Linked DNA regions of Homo sapiens: region 2 is linked to region 1. Evidence: chromatin loops called from intact Hi-C (ENCODE). Cell type or tissue: ovary. All regions are shown on one strand. Links, peaks and the distances in the headings refer to the core of each region. The heading gives the core; the rest is flanking DNA. Region 1 overlaps PKD2 (polycystin 2, transient receptor potential cation channel). Region 2 overlaps HERC3 (HECT and RLD domain containing E3 ubiquitin protein ligase 3).

Region 1 (8,000 bases), core at 1-8,000:
TTGCGGGAGGTGAGTGTGAGCTGTCTAGAGAATATGCAGGTAGAACTACATGTTAACTGTAACATATACTTGTCTGCACCTCAGGAGATGGCTGATTAAGAATTCAGGATTCAGGCCAGGCACGGTGGCACACGCCTTTAATCCCAGCTGCTTAAGAGACTGGGGCGGGAGGATTGCTTGAGCCTGGGAATCCGAGATCAGCCTGGGCAACATAGCAAGACACTGTCTCTAAAAAAAAAAAAAAATTCAAGATTCTGGAGTCAATATTACTTAAGGTAGCAACTGTCTATTCTATAGAAAATGGACAAATATAGATAAAAAGCCACTTCCCTTTCTAAAAGTGTCCCTGCAATTCAAGTGAATACTAGGAAGGATTGTGTTCATTCTTCTAAACAAGACTCACATGTATCTTAGCACAAAAAGAGGATTCTTTTATGATACAAATGCACTGAGAATTTGGTCAGGCTATCACAATGAACTGATAGTTCAGATGGATTTGAGTCTTTATACCACTCTGGAATCTGGACCAACTGGGCCTCCTAAGGCCATTTTGCAGATCTGGGCTTGTTTCTGAAGCTACAGACAGGCCTCTTCCAAGCACTCTAAGTGCTCCACAAATAATATTTCTGTTTCCCAGAACAACCCCACAAAAAGGTACTCTTACTCCATTTTTAGATGAGGAAGTGGAGGCTCATGATGTCAGGTAAGCTTTCTCAGCTCCCAAGTGGTTAAGCCCTCAGTTTAATGTCATTTGACTCCAGAGCCCTATGTTGCACCATGCCTTGATAATAGGCCATATGGGTTTCATGTATTTCAGATGGGGAAGGTTAGTGTGAGGTGAAAGATACACAATTAACCTTTTAACCATGGAACTGAAATATTTACAGATGAAGTGATACAATAGCTGGAATTAATTCCAAAATAATTGGGGTGGTACTGGTCCATGGCCTGTTAGGAACTGGGCCGCAGAGCAGGAGGTGAGCAGCAGGCTAGTGAGCATTGCTACCCCCTATCATATCAGCAGTGGCATCAGATGGGTGAGGATGTAAATGAACTAGGATTGGCATTGAGTTGATATTGTTGGATCTAGGTGATAGATTTATCATTATAATATTCTCTCTTTGTGATATTTCTGATATTTTCTAAAATAAAAAGTTGTAGTTATTTATTTATTTAGACGGAGTTTCACTCTTTTGCCCAGGTTGGAGTGCAGTGGTGTGATCTCGGCTCACTGTAGCCTCCGCCTCCCGGGTTCAAGCGATTCTCCTGCCTCAGCCTCCCGAGTAGCTGGGACTACAGCCTCCCGAGTAGCTCACCACCACACCCAGCTAACTTTTGTATTTTTAGTAGAGAGGAGGTTTCACCATGTTAGATAGGCTGGTCTCAAACTCCTGACCTCAGGTGATCCACCCACCTCGGCCTCCCAGAGTGCTGGGATTACAGGCGTGAGCCAGTGTGCCCAGCCAATAAAAAGTTTTTGAAAGGATTTAGATAAAATAGTTGGGGAAATGGCATTTTTGTTCAAAGCCAATTATTTATGTTTGGAATATCTTTTGTGCTTGGAGTTCTCCATTACAGAGTTCCCCAGTGTTCCTATTAATAAGTAACATTGAGCAGAGGAATGCACTGTTTAGATCAGCAGTCCCCAACCTTTTTGGCACCAGGGACCGGCTTCATGGAAGACAATTTTTCCACAGACCTGGGGTAGGAAGTGTTTGGGGATGAAACTGTTCCACCTCAGATCATCAGGCATTAGTGAGATTCTCATAAGGAGCAGGCAATCTAGATTCTTCACATGCGCAGTTCACAATAGGGTTCTCACTCCTGTGAGAATCTAATGCCACCCCTGATCTGACAGGAGGCGGAGCTCGGGCGGTAATGCTCACTTGCCTGCGGCTCACCTCCTGCTGTGGGGCCCGGTTCCTAACAGGCCATGGACCAGTACCCGTCTGCAGCCTGGGGACTGGGGACCCTGCTTTAGATGATGTACTCTGGCTTTGCATTCTGGCATTAGCTAAGCACCCTCTTAAAGGAAATTGGGTCTATACTCTCAGTCCGTGTTCTCCCTAACACCTGGAAACATTGAATACCTTCAATGCTGGGAAGTTAACTCCCACCACAACTAGAACAGCTATGGGAAAGACAACAGTTGATTTTGAAGAGTGTCACCAATTTGCACATGATTCCATCCTTAACCATTCTTATCCTATCAGCTCTGCCAAACATGGAGAATAGTTGGCTGCAGGACAGCTATTTTTCCTACTTGTAGATGCAACTATTTCTCACCCACCAGGATGTAAAAGGTCCCTGTACCCTAAGATTGGTCCTACATACACACCCAATGGGAAAATGAGATGAAAAATTTAAAGCAGTAAATATTTGAGGAAGTAGATAGAGTAATTTAGAAAAAGAAAATACACAGGGCCAAGCACAGTGGCTCACATCTGTAATCCCAGCACTTTGAGAGGCCAAGGTGAGAGGATTGCTTGAGCTCAGGAGTTTGAGGCCAGCCTAGGCAATGTAGTGAGACCCCACCTCTACAAAAAATTAAAAACTTAGTTGGGCTTGGTAGTATGTACCTGTAGTTTAAGAAACTTGGGAGGCTGAGCTGAGGCAGGAGGATTGTTTGAGCCCGGGTGGTCAAGGCTGCAGTGGGCCATGATTGTGCCAGAGTACTCCAGCCTGGGTGATAGAGTGAGACTCTGTCTCAAACAAAAAAAAAAACAGAGACAGAAAAAAAGAAAGAAAATATATGGATGTATATCATATAAAAATATAAATAAGGGAGGCCAAGTGCAGTGGCATGCCTGTAATCCCAGCACTTTGGGAGGCTGAAGCAGGAGGATCACTTGAGGCCGAGAATTCGAGACCAGCCTGGGCAACGTATTGAGACCTCATCTCTGCAAAAAATCAAAAAATGAGGCGGAAGGATGGCTTGAGCCCAGGAGATCAAGCCTTCAGTGAGCTGTGATCGTACCACTACACTCCAGGCTGGGTAACAGAGAGAGACCCTGCCTCAAGATAAATAAATTCATACATACATACATACATACGTACATACATACATACATAAGAAGACTTGTTTCTTTCCATTTGCAATGTTTCATTCAAAGGCTAGAATTAAATTGCCGTAGGCCATCACAAGTTTAGCTTGAATATTATTATTTTTTCAAGATGGAGTCTCACTCTGTCACCCAGGCTGGAGTGCAGTGGTGTGATTTTGGCTCACTGCAACCTCTGTCTCCCGGGTTCAACCGATTCTTCTGCCTCAGCCTCCCATGTAGCTGGGATTACAGGCGCCCGCCACCACACCTGGCTAAGTTTTGTATTTTTAGTAGAGACAGGGTTTCACCATGTTGGCCAGACTGGTCTTGAACTCCTGACCTCAAGTGATCTACCCGCCTCACCCTCCCAAAGTGCTGGGATTATAGGCTTGAGCCACTGCACCCAGCCTAGCTTGAAGAAAATTTGATAGGAGTTTGTTTTTTTCTATTTATAGGCCAAGCAATACCACGTATAAATATTAAGAATCATGGCTGTTCCTTAGTGCCTAGTTGTTTATAAACCATGGGAAAGAATGAAATCATTGACCAAATGAGACAGGGTAACAGTCTTCCCTGGGAGTAAAGAGACTAGCAGTCTCTATTGACATATATTTTAGGCCTGGCCTCCAAAATAAATTTACCCAAAGAAGTGATGTATTTGTGTCCAGGGCTACCGAGCCTAATCTTTGGCTGCCTCTGTGTTATTCTAAGTTGTAATTTTCCATGTCATCTAAATTTGTAATAATTCTTTAATATGATAGTGTTTCAGTGAACAAACATTCTGCTTGCTGCATTTCTTCTGAGTGAGTAATTCCCTGACAACTACCAGATCTTGGCAGAAGCAAAGTTGGTCATAAGTTATGCTCCACTCTCAGTGCTGGTGAAACGTATGATGCGTAACACAGTGTTTTTGAATTCAGTGCTGATTTTCCTAAAGGACATTTGGAAGGAAAAAAGAAAAGGAAAGGAAATACCCAAATTCAGGAATAGAACTTACATATTATTATAAGACTTAAAAAATACATGAACACTAATGATGAACTCATTTCTTCGAAGTAAAAGGCCTTATGCTATTTTTTCCCATTTCCCTATGTGGCTTGATTGTGGCGAAAGTGGCTGTGTGAGTTTCCATTATTGAAGGAGTTAAGGTCTGTGGAATCAAAGCATGAGACAACATGCAAGGACCAGGTTGGTTTCCATTTAACAGCCAACCTAATCTAACTGAAAGGATTGAGAGGTTTGTCTTTTTTGGAAAGTGTTAAGGTTCTTCCAAGTAACCAGCAATGTGACTTTACCACACTGTTCATTAACGGGGCTTTGGATGGCCACCATGTCTGCTGCTGGCTGAGTCCAAAACTGCGGTCACTCTCTCCAGCAAGCTCATGGAGGGTTACGTCATCTTCACTCAGCCAGCCCAACGCTTTTTCCATCTGCTAAAATGTAGAACATGGTTGTTGATTCTACTCTTTCTACAAAGAAAGAGAGGGAACATGGATGAGTTGCTGCTTTTAAAGATTATATGTTAATTGCTGTTTTAAAAATCTGCTCAGCTAAGCACGCTTAGTGTAATCAGTCACCATGGAGTTTTTTAATAGGACAGCTTCTGCTCTTACAGAGCAGAGTTTTTATGCCAGTAGGTTAGAAGCATAACATGTTTCTATATTGAAGTGATTCTCCAACAAGGACTTCTTTTCATCAGGGGTGACCTAAAAGTTATTACTTGAAATATAATTACATCATGTTCTTAACTGGGTTTAGTAGTAGGATAATTACAAGGTTGTATCCACCTCAAATAGGAAGAACTGATAAGTTTTGCACAATTATTTAACTCCTCTGTTAGGCCTTCCTTATTTCCTGTTCTCTTTTTAAAATTTGACTAAGATATTGCTAATGGGCTTGGGAGCCTATAAAATGATCAGAATTGTTGCCTTATGTTTTGCATGTTTGGGGTAACATTGGAGCCAGATGTACTCTTAAATAAAAGGTAGGCCTACAAAACCAGTTTCTCAGTTGCATTCAAAATGTGATTAAAAAAAAAAAAAGGAGAATCTCCCTTATAGGTGAACTTTTTAATTTGTGCTTTATTTTCCCTTTTGCCATTCATGAGATTTCTTAAATAAAATGATATCTTTTCTTTTCTTCATTATTATTTTAAAGGTCTCTGGGGAACAAGACTCATGGAGGAAAGCAGCACTAACCGAGAGAAATACCTTAAAAGTGTTTTACGGGAACTGGTCACATACCTCCTTTTTCTCATAGTCTTGTGCATCTGTAAGTAGAATATTTCCTTGCACTAATGGGAAAGTTTTGAAAAGATTTGACCTATCCAAATCATAATTAAAAGGAAGTGTGTATGCACCAGAGGGGCAACTGGGAAGTTACCTTCTTACCTTTGTTTTTAATTCTAATATTTTTATTTGGGCATTTGTTTATTGACTATCTTCCTATGGTAGAATGCAAGCTTTATAAGAGAAGGGACGTGATTTGTTCTCTGCTGTACCCCCATTTCCCAAAACTGCAGATGGCAACAGAAGGCTCTGAAAAATATATAAGAAAGAATTTTTCTAATTGTGACTAAATTGTGACCAAATGCTAAGTGACTGTGGACTTGCGTTTAACACAGGACGGGAGAGGCAAAGAGTTCAATTCCAATTTAGAATTTGGTCAAGTTCTCTTCTGCACTCTGGTAAACATTAATTAAAAATCAGCATTATCTGACCAGCCAGTTCATCGTCAGTGGTGGTGATTTTCACTATGAGATACGCGTGGCAACTTGCCAGACACCAAGAAACCAAGTTAGAGGATTTTTGTATTAGATTCCTTAACAATGAATACAGTATCACCATTATTACAGTATCATCATTATTGTCATACTATTATTATATCAGTTAACATAAAGTCTGCATAAGAATTGTTTCCAGAAAAATGACTTTCCAAATTTAACTTTCAGGAAATACAAATAATGCTACTAATATTGCTTTTATTGGCGTATACATGTAATATCCCCTTCTTTTGGATTTGGATATGTTGTGTCATTGCCTCATTTTAATTCATTATTTCTTCTCAATCTTTAATAATTGCTGGACTTTTACTCCACAAGAAACTTGCTATAGGCCCATCTCTTTCGTCTTCTTTCCTTCTTTCAGTTCGTCTTCCCATCCTCTGGTAGGGGGAGGGGAGGGATGCCTGAGCGAGAGACTAGCTGTAGGAACCATTTGTCTCAAAGTCCAGAAAGCCACAGGTGATGGATTTGTCCTCTGAATCAAAGGGCGTTCGATGATGGATTTCTGTCATGTCTCATCTAAAGTCTTCACGAGAACAGATGAGGAAGCAGTTTTATGACCCCAGAGCCTCCTACCAAACTCCTCTGAGAAAAGGTTTCCTTTTTTTTTTTTTTTTTTAAATTAGAGACAGAGTCTTGATCTGTTTCACAGGCCGGAGTGCAGTGGCACAATCATAGCTCACTGCAGCCTCGAGCTCCTAGGCTTCAGTGATCCTCCCACCTCAGTCACCCACGTAGCTGGGACTACAGCTGCACACCACCATGCCCAGCTAACTTTTAAAACATTTTTGTAGAGGTGGGGTCTCACTTTGCTGCCTATACTGGTCTCCAGCTCCTAGCTTCAAGTGATCCTCCTGCCTTGGAAGTTCTGGGATTATAGGCATGAGCCACTGCACCCAGCCTGGATGTGATATTTTTATGTTTTAAATTGTTAGAGTTTAGAAACTTGAGATTGAGTTTGCTGCCTGCATTAAAATGATGCTTAAACATTAAACTGCAGTGGCCTTAAATATTAACAAGTTGATTAGAATTACTAAGTTCTTTTCAAGCTTTACATATACAGACAAATTTCTTATGCAAAATAGAAGGTAACCCCTGTACGTAAGTCTAGAATTTCAGCAGTCCCCAAAACTGACTGAGCATTAGAATCACTCTGATTTTAAAATACATATGTGGTTTTCCGAGATCTACTAACAGAGCCTCCATAATGTAGCCTAGAGAAACGAGTTTTCAGATGTAGTGATAAATTTGGAAGGTAAGTCAGAGAAGTAAGCTGAAGACAGAGTTTTAGGAAATATGCCTAAAGTCACATAATGAATTGGTTTTCTTGTTTATTTGAGAATATTGTCGCTTTTTGTTCTTTTTCATGCAAATCACATTTTATTTCTTATGTGAGTAGCTATATATTTAAAAATTTTGTTTTTGGAATATTGTAGAATCTCTACTTAAGAAAGTATCTTAGCAGTCATATGGTCTGACCTCACTGAATGCTAAATTCTCTTTAAAACATCCGTCTCAGATGGTTACTCATACTGCCTCTGATTGAACAAGAGTCCCAGGTTAAGGGACTTACTTCTTTGAAATCGTTCATTTCATTTTTCTACAGCTATGTTAGAAAGTTCGTCCTTAGCAGTGAAGCCAGAGTCTATCTCTTATAACTTCTACCCAGTTGCACCCTCCAAGCCTACCTATACCAAGTATCTTTTTTCCACGTTGCTTTTCCAATTCAGCTCTTCGCAAGTTTGGAGACAAATACCTAATCTCCTCTAAGCCTTCTCCAGGTTAAGCCTTTCCAGTTCATCCAGCTGTTGATTATGTGATTGGAGACACAAGTTTGAGTAACTCCCATGATGGAAAGTCCCTCTGGTGAATGTTCTGTTCATCAGAGTCCCTAAGAAAGCACATGAGCCTCACCATGGTGAGTGGGGCCATGAGATTCCTAAACCAGACACTACACTGTGGCTTGTGCAACCTACCATGGCCAGACTCATGAGGCTGTTTCATCATATAAATAATTCCTTAGTCTCTTCACCAAAAACTGTGAAGCACTGTGTCCCCCAGCTGTATGTGAGCTAGCCTGGGACCATAGTGGAGGACTCCTCTTTCAACCCTGTTAAATTTCATCTTGTTAGGATCTGCCCATTTTTCCATTCTGTTGAAATTATCTTGGAACT
Region 2 (9,096 bases), core at 589-8,588, 580 kb after region 1:
TTTTACATGCATTTTCTCATTAATCCTCACAACACTCTAGCACCTTCTCCTGATTTTGGAGCTTAAGGTGGGTAAACATCTTTCCTCAGGTTTCACAGCTAACGTGGTTAATGTAGGGCTTGGATTTTAGTTCCTTTGACCCTTAAGCTCTGCTAAGATTATCTTGAATCTCTTACCAAGAATAGATGAGAAGGACTCAGGAAAGTGCCAGGTTGACATTGAGAGAAAGTTGTACTTCAAAAGTAGTCCTTCCTTTTGTTTTGTCATGGGGAAATAAGAGGCAGGAAATGCAGCCAAGCGGGGCTGGTGTAGGTGCTGAGGGAAGTGTAGTCCTATATTTTGCAGCGAATTTCATAATTGTGTATTTTGAAGGAAAATAAAAGATTCTGCTCTTCTAGGAGCAAGCAAGAGAGTGAATGAGGAAAAATGGGTGTAAGGACCTTGGAGATCAAAATGCCCAGCGATGCAGACCGTTGCTGAAACTAGACCTTTAAAGTCATGGACATCAGCAGCTACAAGATTTAGGGGTCCAACTGGAGTGTACTTTGAAGTGAAAGCTGTGCTAATGGCTGGCTTCTCTCCAATGTGTTGAACTTCTCTCCTGAAAGCTAGATGATTTTAGTTGCTTTTTTCTTTAGTTCCGGCAGAGCATTGTGATGACCTAGGCCGTATTTATAGTTAGGATTGATAGTTTATTTACAGATACACATCTTTTTTGTGGTTGCTATTTAATTCTCTTGGTGGGCAGTTTTTATTTGACCAATTGAAGATTCCATTACTGTAACTCAGTTGGAAGAATTTTTGAAGTTTTCTTGAACAATAGTCCTTTTTATTATCTTTTTTCATAAATTGTTTTTACTAGTCAGTCAGGGATGAGGCCATACTTCAGGCTGTTTACACAGGATTGTGCTTGGCCAAAGCACCCAGAACTCAGATGACTCTCAAGGACTGACTCGTGCCAGATAAACTACAAAAAAAGCTGATAGACCCAGGACGCCAAATTAATAATGAGAATTAGAAATCCTAATAAGACTGAGATGCTTTGGTTACCTGGTCACAGTATTCTATCCCTGTAGTAGAATCTGCCCTAGAAACCAAGTTATTTAAGGTTGCTTGCTAAGCAAGGCAATTGGTTGGGTGAATTTAGTGACAACTGTTATGGAATCTGATCCACCCATCCACTTTTAGGAAAGAATTACTTAGCGGGTCAGATAGCCAGGTTGACTGATCAGGGTCCCTGTTTTCTCTGGAGAGTGGTGCAGACACATTGGGAAGTCTGGCCTTTTGGTTATCTACTTTCTAAGCTCCTTACTATACAGCACAGCATAGTGTCTCTTTCTTTTCCTTTACTTCATCTTTTTTTTGTTAGTTTCACTTTCTTCATCTGTAAATTAGAGATAATGGCAGTACCTGTCTCATAGAAGATGAAATGAGCCAACATCTGTGAAGCACATAGAAAAGTACCAGACTCAGAGTAAGCTCAAATCAGGTCTTATCTGCTGTTATTATTAATAATGTCATTATTAATATTATCAGTCAGGAGTTTCTTTTTATTGCAAGTGAAAGAAACCTGATTCAAACAAGCATAAATAAATAAGCTTAAGTAAACAAAGAAGGGACTTGTTATACTCTGTATATAGTTAGGTTCTGTAAAGTCATGGTGAATACCATATTAGTGAATACAGAGCCATTGTTTCTGAGGAAATACAGGATTAGGTTCTTGTAGGCTGTGGTCAAGAGATTTTTATCAGCCAGCTGACGCATAACCTTTTTTTATGTGTGTTTCTGTCTAGACAGCCTATTTAATATATATTTCTTACTAATATACACAATATTTCTTGGTAATAAAACACTAGTTGAGAAGGGTTTAACATTTTCTTGACCCTGTGTAATGTGACAGTGTTTTTGGCTTTCAGCCTCACATCAGTGCTATCCACTGTGATTTTTATTTTTTATGGGTTGTCATCTCATGAATCCACAGATTTAATTGCTTTTCCATTGTATCTATAGCTTCATTATGTACTCTGGATATTACTTTAGCTCTCTCCAGGGGAGGCCTCACATACAGATCAGCAGATTTCCTGTTCCATATTTTGGATGTACCCGCTTGTTGATTCATTAACATTGAACTCACAGCCAACACTATAACTCATGCATGAAAGAAACTTACCTAATACACATTTTTTTCTCTGTAAGGCACATCACAACCTTCTTGCACCTAAGAACACTAGAAGGTAGGAGAGATAAGACAAATTTATGAAATACTAAAAACGAAAAAATCCATTAATGTGGATAATAGCAATTGAGCAAGTTGGGAAAAATAAATTATTTCTAGATTATGTGAGCTTGCTGGTCTATTAGTGTATCATTAGACCACCAACCACCACCACCACTACCCTGCCAGTTTTTCATTTTATTTCTACTTCCCTCTCCACAATATTTGTAGTTAATTCAAAGAATAACATTTAATCTTAATACTTTTTTAGTGTAGAGTCTAGACAAGGAATAAAAATCTTGGGAAGAAGCAGAACTTTCTGTGTAAGACAGCAAATTGAGATTCAGTTTTATATTTTATTTTGGGCCTTTTCATGCCTTTCCTGAAAGCCTCAAGAGTTCAAAGCATACCTCAGGATTACAATAAGGCAGTTTTAAAATTGGTATATACCAATTAAGGCCATTGAGTTAAATCCAAAGTACTGTAATTGTTGTCAAGAGAGGTTGAAAGTACGAGCTTCCTCTGTGTTGTAATCTTTAATTTGTAGCCATTTGGGCATGCTTTTATCTTGGGAGAAAAGAGTTTGTCATTTTAAAAGCTGACTTTGCATAGAAGAGCCAATTAGCTGTCTCCTTCATATGTTGACAGTTCTCTCCTGTAGATTGGCTGATATATTCAGCTTTGATGTGTTCGCCTAGTATTATAATTCAAAGTAAGTCTTCACCATTTCTGTTAGAATCCATCCTCTTTTCATTAGGATGAAATGAATGTACCAATGAAAAGATTAGGGAAGACACCTTTGAAGTCTGCAATCTTGTCTTGAAATCCTGATATTTTGACCTGTAGGACCTAGAACAGTGATTCTTAATATGGAGAGACTAGCATGTTTAAGAAGTATGATTAGAAAAGGATATTCAGGGGCCGGGCGCGGTGGCTTACGCCTGTAATCCCAGCACTTTGGGAGGCCGAGGCGGGCGGATCACGAGGTCAGGAGATCGAGACCATCCCGGCTAAAACGGTGAAACCCCGTCTCTACTAAAAATACAAAAAATTAGCCGGGCGTAGTGGCGGGCGCCTGTAGTCCCAGCTACTTGGGAGGCTGAGGCAGGAGAATGGCGTGAACCCGGGAGGCGGAGCTTGCAGTGAGCCGAGATCCCGCCACTGCACTCCAGCCTGGGCGACAGAGCGAGACTCCGTCTCAAAAAAAAAAAAAAAAAAGAAAAGGATATTCAGAATTATAATTAAAATGTATATTTGGAAACCGGCTGGGCTCCGTGGCTCACACCTGTGATCCAAGCACTTTGGGAGGCCAAGGCGGGCTAATTACTTGAGGTCAGGAGTTCAAGACCAGCCTGCCCAACATGGCGAAACCCTGTCTCTACTAAAATACCAAAAAAATAGTGGGGTGTGGTGGCACACGCCTGTAATCCCAGCTACTTGAGAGACTGAGGCAGGAGAATTACTTGAACCTGTGAGGCGTAGGTTGCAGTGAGCTGAGATTGCGCCACTGCACTCCAGCCTGGGAGACAGAGCGAGACTTGGTCTCCAAAAAAAAAAAAAAAAAAAAAAAAGTATGTTTGGAAACTGAAATGTAATCTGAATGTCCTTAAGACCAATCTTCTGCATTGCTTGTTTGTTTTTAAGATGGGTCTCGCTCTATTACCCAGGCTGGAGTGCAGCAGTGCGATCACAGCTCACTGAAACCTTGACCTCCTAGGCTCAAACGATCCTCTCACCCCAGCACCCCAAGTAGCTGGGACTACAGGTGTGTCCTACCACACTTGGCTGATTTTATTTTATTTTTTGTGGAGATAAGGTCTCACTGTGTTGCCCAGGCTGGTCTCAAACTCCTGGGCTTAAGCTGTCCTCTCACCTTGGCCTCCCAAAGTGTTAGGATCACAGGTGTGAGCCACTGTGCCTGGTCACTGTTTTCTTTCATATCCAGATAAAGTGATTCAAACCCAAGGCGATGCTGATTAGAGATTTAGCGTCTTTCTCAAATTTCTAAGAATTTCCGAAGGGAAGAAGAATGTTTAGGTTCTCTTATCATGCCTCATCCAAAACTCTTGCTCAGTTGTCAGTCTTCAGGAGGGGCTCTGAGGGCTTATTTTCAAGGTTCTTTTTATTCATGCTTGGCAAAATACAGTTATTGTAAGGGTGTTGTGTCTTAACTTTGATAGAAGGTTTGGGATTCTCAAAAGTAGTTACAGAACAGGCAACAAGTTCAAACTTGAGTGTTAGACACCACTGTTCTCAAAATTCATCTGCTGTTCTCTGCCACGGAGAATCTACTGTTTACTGGCCAGGTTCCAAACTTGCAGCCATATTACAGGCTTCAATCGCTTTCTCTTTTTTTTTTTTTTTTTTTTGAGGTGGAGTTTTGCTCTTGTTGCCCAGGCTGGAGTGCAGTGGCGCCATCTTGGCTCACTGCAACCTCTGCCTCCTGGGTTCAAGCGATTCTTGTGCCTCAGCCTCCCGAGTAGCTGGGATTATGGGCACCCGCCACCACGCCCCACTAATTTTTGTATTTTTAGTAGAGATGCGGTTTCACCATGTTGGTCAGGCTGGTCTCGAACTCCTTCCTCAGGTGATCCATCTGCCTCAGCCTCCCAAAGTGCTGGGATTACAGGTGTGAGCCACCATGCCCGGCCAATCGCTCTCTCTTAATTTGCTATCTTAAATAGGAGCATCTACTGTTTTATAAGGCATGCTTGGGATTTCCCCCGTCTCCTTTCGTCTCTAAATCTTGGACCTTTCTTTCAAAACCAGAGAGGTGCATGGGGTATTTTCCTTGACAGAAGATCCACCCACTTAAGATTTCCAACTTTATCAATAGTCAGAACTTTTGAAGTTATAATATTTCATTTCTGATCAAAGCATTAGATAAAGCTTCCCCTCTTATGTCTTTGTAAGCAAAAATAATATATTGAAATAATTGATACCTTTCCCATATTAAACTCTAGGGGTTGTTCCCTCCTCCTTTCTGTTGTAGAAAAAATACTTTTGTGCCTATTATGTTGGTAATAACAATTCTCACAATTAAACTCAAGAAAGCCTTGTTGGCTGATGTGGACCTGCAGAGGCAGTAGACATGTAGCAAGAGAAAGGAAATTTAAAGACAATTAAAAAATCTTTACTGAGATATAATTCACATACCATAAAATTTACTTTTTTTTTTTTTTGATACTGAATTTTGCTCTTATTGCCCAAGCTGGAGTGCAATGGCGTGACCTCAGCTCACTGCAACCTCTGCCTCCCGGATTCAAGCGATTCTCCTACCTCAGCCTCCCGAGTAGCTGGATTACAGGCATGCGCCACCGCGCCTGGCTGATTTTGTATTTTTAGTAGAGATGGGGTCTCCCCATGTTGGTCAGGCTGGTGTGGAACTCCCGACCTCAGGTGGTCCGCCCGCCTTGACCTCCCAAAGTGCTGGGATTACAGGCATGAGCCACTACGCCTGGCCTAAAATTTACCTATTTAAAGTATAAAATTTAGGGGTTTTTAGTATATTTACCATGTTTTAAAACCATCACCACAACCTAAATTTAGAACATTTTACCACTTTCCAAAAGGGCAGGTACAGTCACTCTCCATTCTCCTCTTTCCCTCCAGTCCTAGGCAGACACTAGTCTATTTTCTAGTCTATTTTCTATTGCCTGTTCTATACATTTCATGTAAACGGAATCATATAATTTGTGGACTTTTGTGACTGGATTCTTTTACTTAGCATAATATATTTACCGTTCATCCATATTGCAGCCAAATAATATCCCATTGTATAGATATACCATGTTTTATTTAACCATTCATCAGTTGATGGACATTTTGGTTATTTCCTTTCAATATGTATAATGCTGTTGTGAACATTCCTTTATAAGTTTTTGTGTGGACGTAGTCTTGCAGTTCTCTTGGGTTTATAACTAGTAGTGAAATTGCTGGATCACATGGTATCTCTATGTTTAGTCTTTTCAGGAACTGCCAGACATTTTTATAAGCCAATGTAGTATGGTTCTAATAGCCCCACATTATCACCAACACTTGTTGTTACCTGGCCATCATTGTGGTGTGAATTGGTAGCGAGAGATGAGATTTTTTTTTGTTTGTATGAAAGGGAAACATGAATTGTTAAAAGGTAATGAAACTTTAGGCTAGGGTCAGTAATCAGGCAAAAGTTGATTACCTGCTAAATAGAAGAGGTCTGTGTTATACTGTGGTCTCTGTTGAAGGAGATTAAAATCTGTTTGGGGAGTTAAGTTATAAAGATATAAAGAGAAAGCTACCAGTTAGGCAGTATAGTAGACATGTCAGAGGGATGCAGGCTGACTTGTCGCTGCAACAATCCCAGAGTCTCTCAAGTAGGAAGTGAGGCTTGACTCAAATCTGGAACCAAGGGTAAAAGGGAATGGCAGAGAAGATAACATTTTTTTTTTCTATTTCTCATCTTCACTTCAAGTGGTGAAATACTACTAACCAATCTAATATTAGGGTACCTAAAGGAGTTAATTGGTTCAAAATTTTTTAAAACATTAAATAAGCAGAAAATTCAAAGGAATGATGCATTGAGAAAGGATAAGGTGAAGTCTTGAGAGTAATTTCAAAACTGTTACTAACTTAATGGTTTGCCAAGATTGTTTCAGCCCATCTCCTGTACTCAGTATCCTTTAGCAGTGATCTGAAAACCATATTCTGTCTGTTTACTCATTCATTTAAACAAACACAATTTATTTAAACTTCTTTTTTAAACTCTGATTAAAATACAAAATAGCATCATTATAACATAACTGCTTTCAACAGTATTAATATGTTTTATTTTGAGTTGTAAGATATCTGAAGAATATTAAGGGGAGGGTTATTTTTAAAATTGGTTACATTCATTACTTGATTTTCTATGACCTATTTCTTTTTAATTAAAAAATAATTTTTTTAAACTCTCTCCTAGGCTACATGATTCCCTGAAAGATAAGAACAATGTTATGTTGGGGATATTGGTCTCTGGGCCAACCTGGTATCAGCACCAACCTGCAGGGAATTGTGGCTGAGCCCCAGGTGTGTGGGTTCATATCTGACAGAAGTGTCAAGGAAGTGGCCTGTGGGGGAAACCACTCTGTGTTCCTGCTGGAAGATGGGGAAGTTTACACATGTGGTTTGAACACCAAGGGGCAACTGGGCCATGAGAGGGAAGGAAACAAGCCAGGTAAGTGCACCTTATCTGTCTTGATTATTGGTGAGAATGGAAAGTTGGAGGACACAATGGCAGAGGGCCCAGATGGAGCTTTCTCCACCAAGTGTTCGGTTTTCAGGGAGGCTCTTTTGAACGGTGCAGGGATTCCTTCCTGTTTGGAACCCTTGTGTCTAATTCAAGCCTTTTGATGGAAAAGCAGACTTTTCTTTTCTTTTCTTTTTTTTTTTTTTTTGAGATATGGTCTCGCTCCGTCGCCCAGGCTTGAGTGCAGTGGTGAGATCTTGGCTCACTGCAACCTCCACCTCCCAGGTTCAGGCAATTTTCATGCCTCAGCCACCTGACTAGCTGGGATTACAGACATGCGCCACCACAAGACTTTTTATTTTTTATCTTCTTAGAGAACATATGTAATATCAGTTACCTGGGGAGGGGAGGTGACTAGTTAGTTCAGAGTTAGAATAAAATAGATTTTGCCCGTTGTATTAGTCGGTTTTCACACTGCTGATAAGACATACCCAAGACTGGGCAGTTTAGAAAAGAAAGAGGTTTATTGGGTTTACAGTTCCACGTGGCTGGGGAGGCCTCACAATCATGGCAGAAGGTGAAAGGCATGTTTCACATGGCGGCAGACAAGAGAAGAGAGCTTGTGCAGGGAGACTCCCATTTTTAAAACCATCAGATCTCTTAAGACTCATTCACTATTATGAGAACAGCACAGGAAAGACCTGCCCCCATAATTCATTTACCTCCCACTGGATCCCTCCCATAACATGTGGGAATTCAAGATGAGATTTGGGTGGGGACACAGCCAAATCATATCATCCAGTAATTTAATGCTGAGAAATATGACAGTTTTTTGAATAGGTAATCCTCACACAATCACTATCAGAAACTTTACTTCCTGATTACCTATATTCATTCCTTTGTTTCTGCAACATGCTCTTACATGTTTTGTGCTAAGCAATGCGATTGCTGTTATGAGTGGAGGGATGAATGAGATATGGTGATGATGTGGCTGCAGTGATCCTTATGGCAAATGCTGTCATGCAAGTCTGTGTTATGTAAGTTGAAGAGTACACCAGAGGTGTAGGGGAGGGGAGATTGGTTCTGCCTTTGGGTGTTGAGTAGCACTTTGGTGTGTGTGTGTGTGTGTGTGTGTATGCATGTGCACTTGGGTGTATGAATGAATGTGGCAGCATCACTAAGCTTATTGCACACCTGATACCCAGTGATGTGAATATAAAGGTGCAATACTTGTTCAAGGCATGTTGAATAGTGTGGTGAGACTGGGAAGAGAGGGTGATGGAAGAGGATAAGCTGGAAAGGTAGGGGGACTAATTCGTTTCCTTAAATTTCAGTGCTTTTAATTGATTTATAACAGGTGCTACACATATTTTAAGCTTGTTGATTTTATTTTTTTCCACCTATTTTTACATTTTTTTTTGAGACAGGATCTGGCTCTGTCGCCCAGGCTGGAGTGCAGTGGTGCCATCTTGAGTCACCGCAACCTCCGCCTCCCAGGCTGCAGATATCCTCTCAGTCTCAGTCTCCTGAGTAGCTACAACTACAGGCATGTGCCAATACACCTGCTAATTTTTTAATTTTTGTTTTAGTAGAGACGGAGTTTTGCCATGTTGTCCAGGCTGGTCTCAAACTCTTGAGCTCAAGCAATCTGCCTGCCTTGGCCTCCCAAAGTGCT

Evidence for each region. A loop is a pair of places that touch in the nucleus more often than their neighbours do. Peaks named below come from ENCODE experiments on the same cell type or tissue, not always from the same donor. Only the 100,000 strongest peaks of a DNase experiment are listed, where the experiment ranks them.
Region 2: it touches region 1 in a loop (9-fold over the local background); 3 of 110 quality-filtered maps call a loop at or near these places.

What each region holds. Positions count from the first base shown.
Region 1 is chr4:88,014,257-88,022,256 of GRCh38, forward strand. It overlaps PKD2 (polycystin 2, transient receptor potential cation channel), which reads left to right. Exons shown (of 15, transcript NM_000297.4): 2 at 5,202-5,315. Among named protein-coding and RNA genes, the nearest start is that of PKD2, 11 kb to the left of the region's middle. In ovary, for the core only: no CTCF peak of the experiment used is centred there; DNase peaks (open chromatin) are centred at 4,420 and 7,812; H3K27ac peaks cover 1,685 bases.
Region 2 is chr4:88,598,641-88,607,736 of GRCh38, forward strand. It overlaps HERC3 (HECT and RLD domain containing E3 ubiquitin protein ligase 3), which reads left to right. Exons shown (of 26, transcript NM_014606.3): 3 at 7,155-7,409. The coding sequence starts at 7,184. Among named protein-coding and RNA genes, the nearest start is that of HERC3, 11 kb to the left of the region's middle. RefSeq lists an enhancer at 2,471-3,161. In ovary, for the core only: no CTCF peak of the experiment used is centred there; no DNase peak of the experiment used is centred there.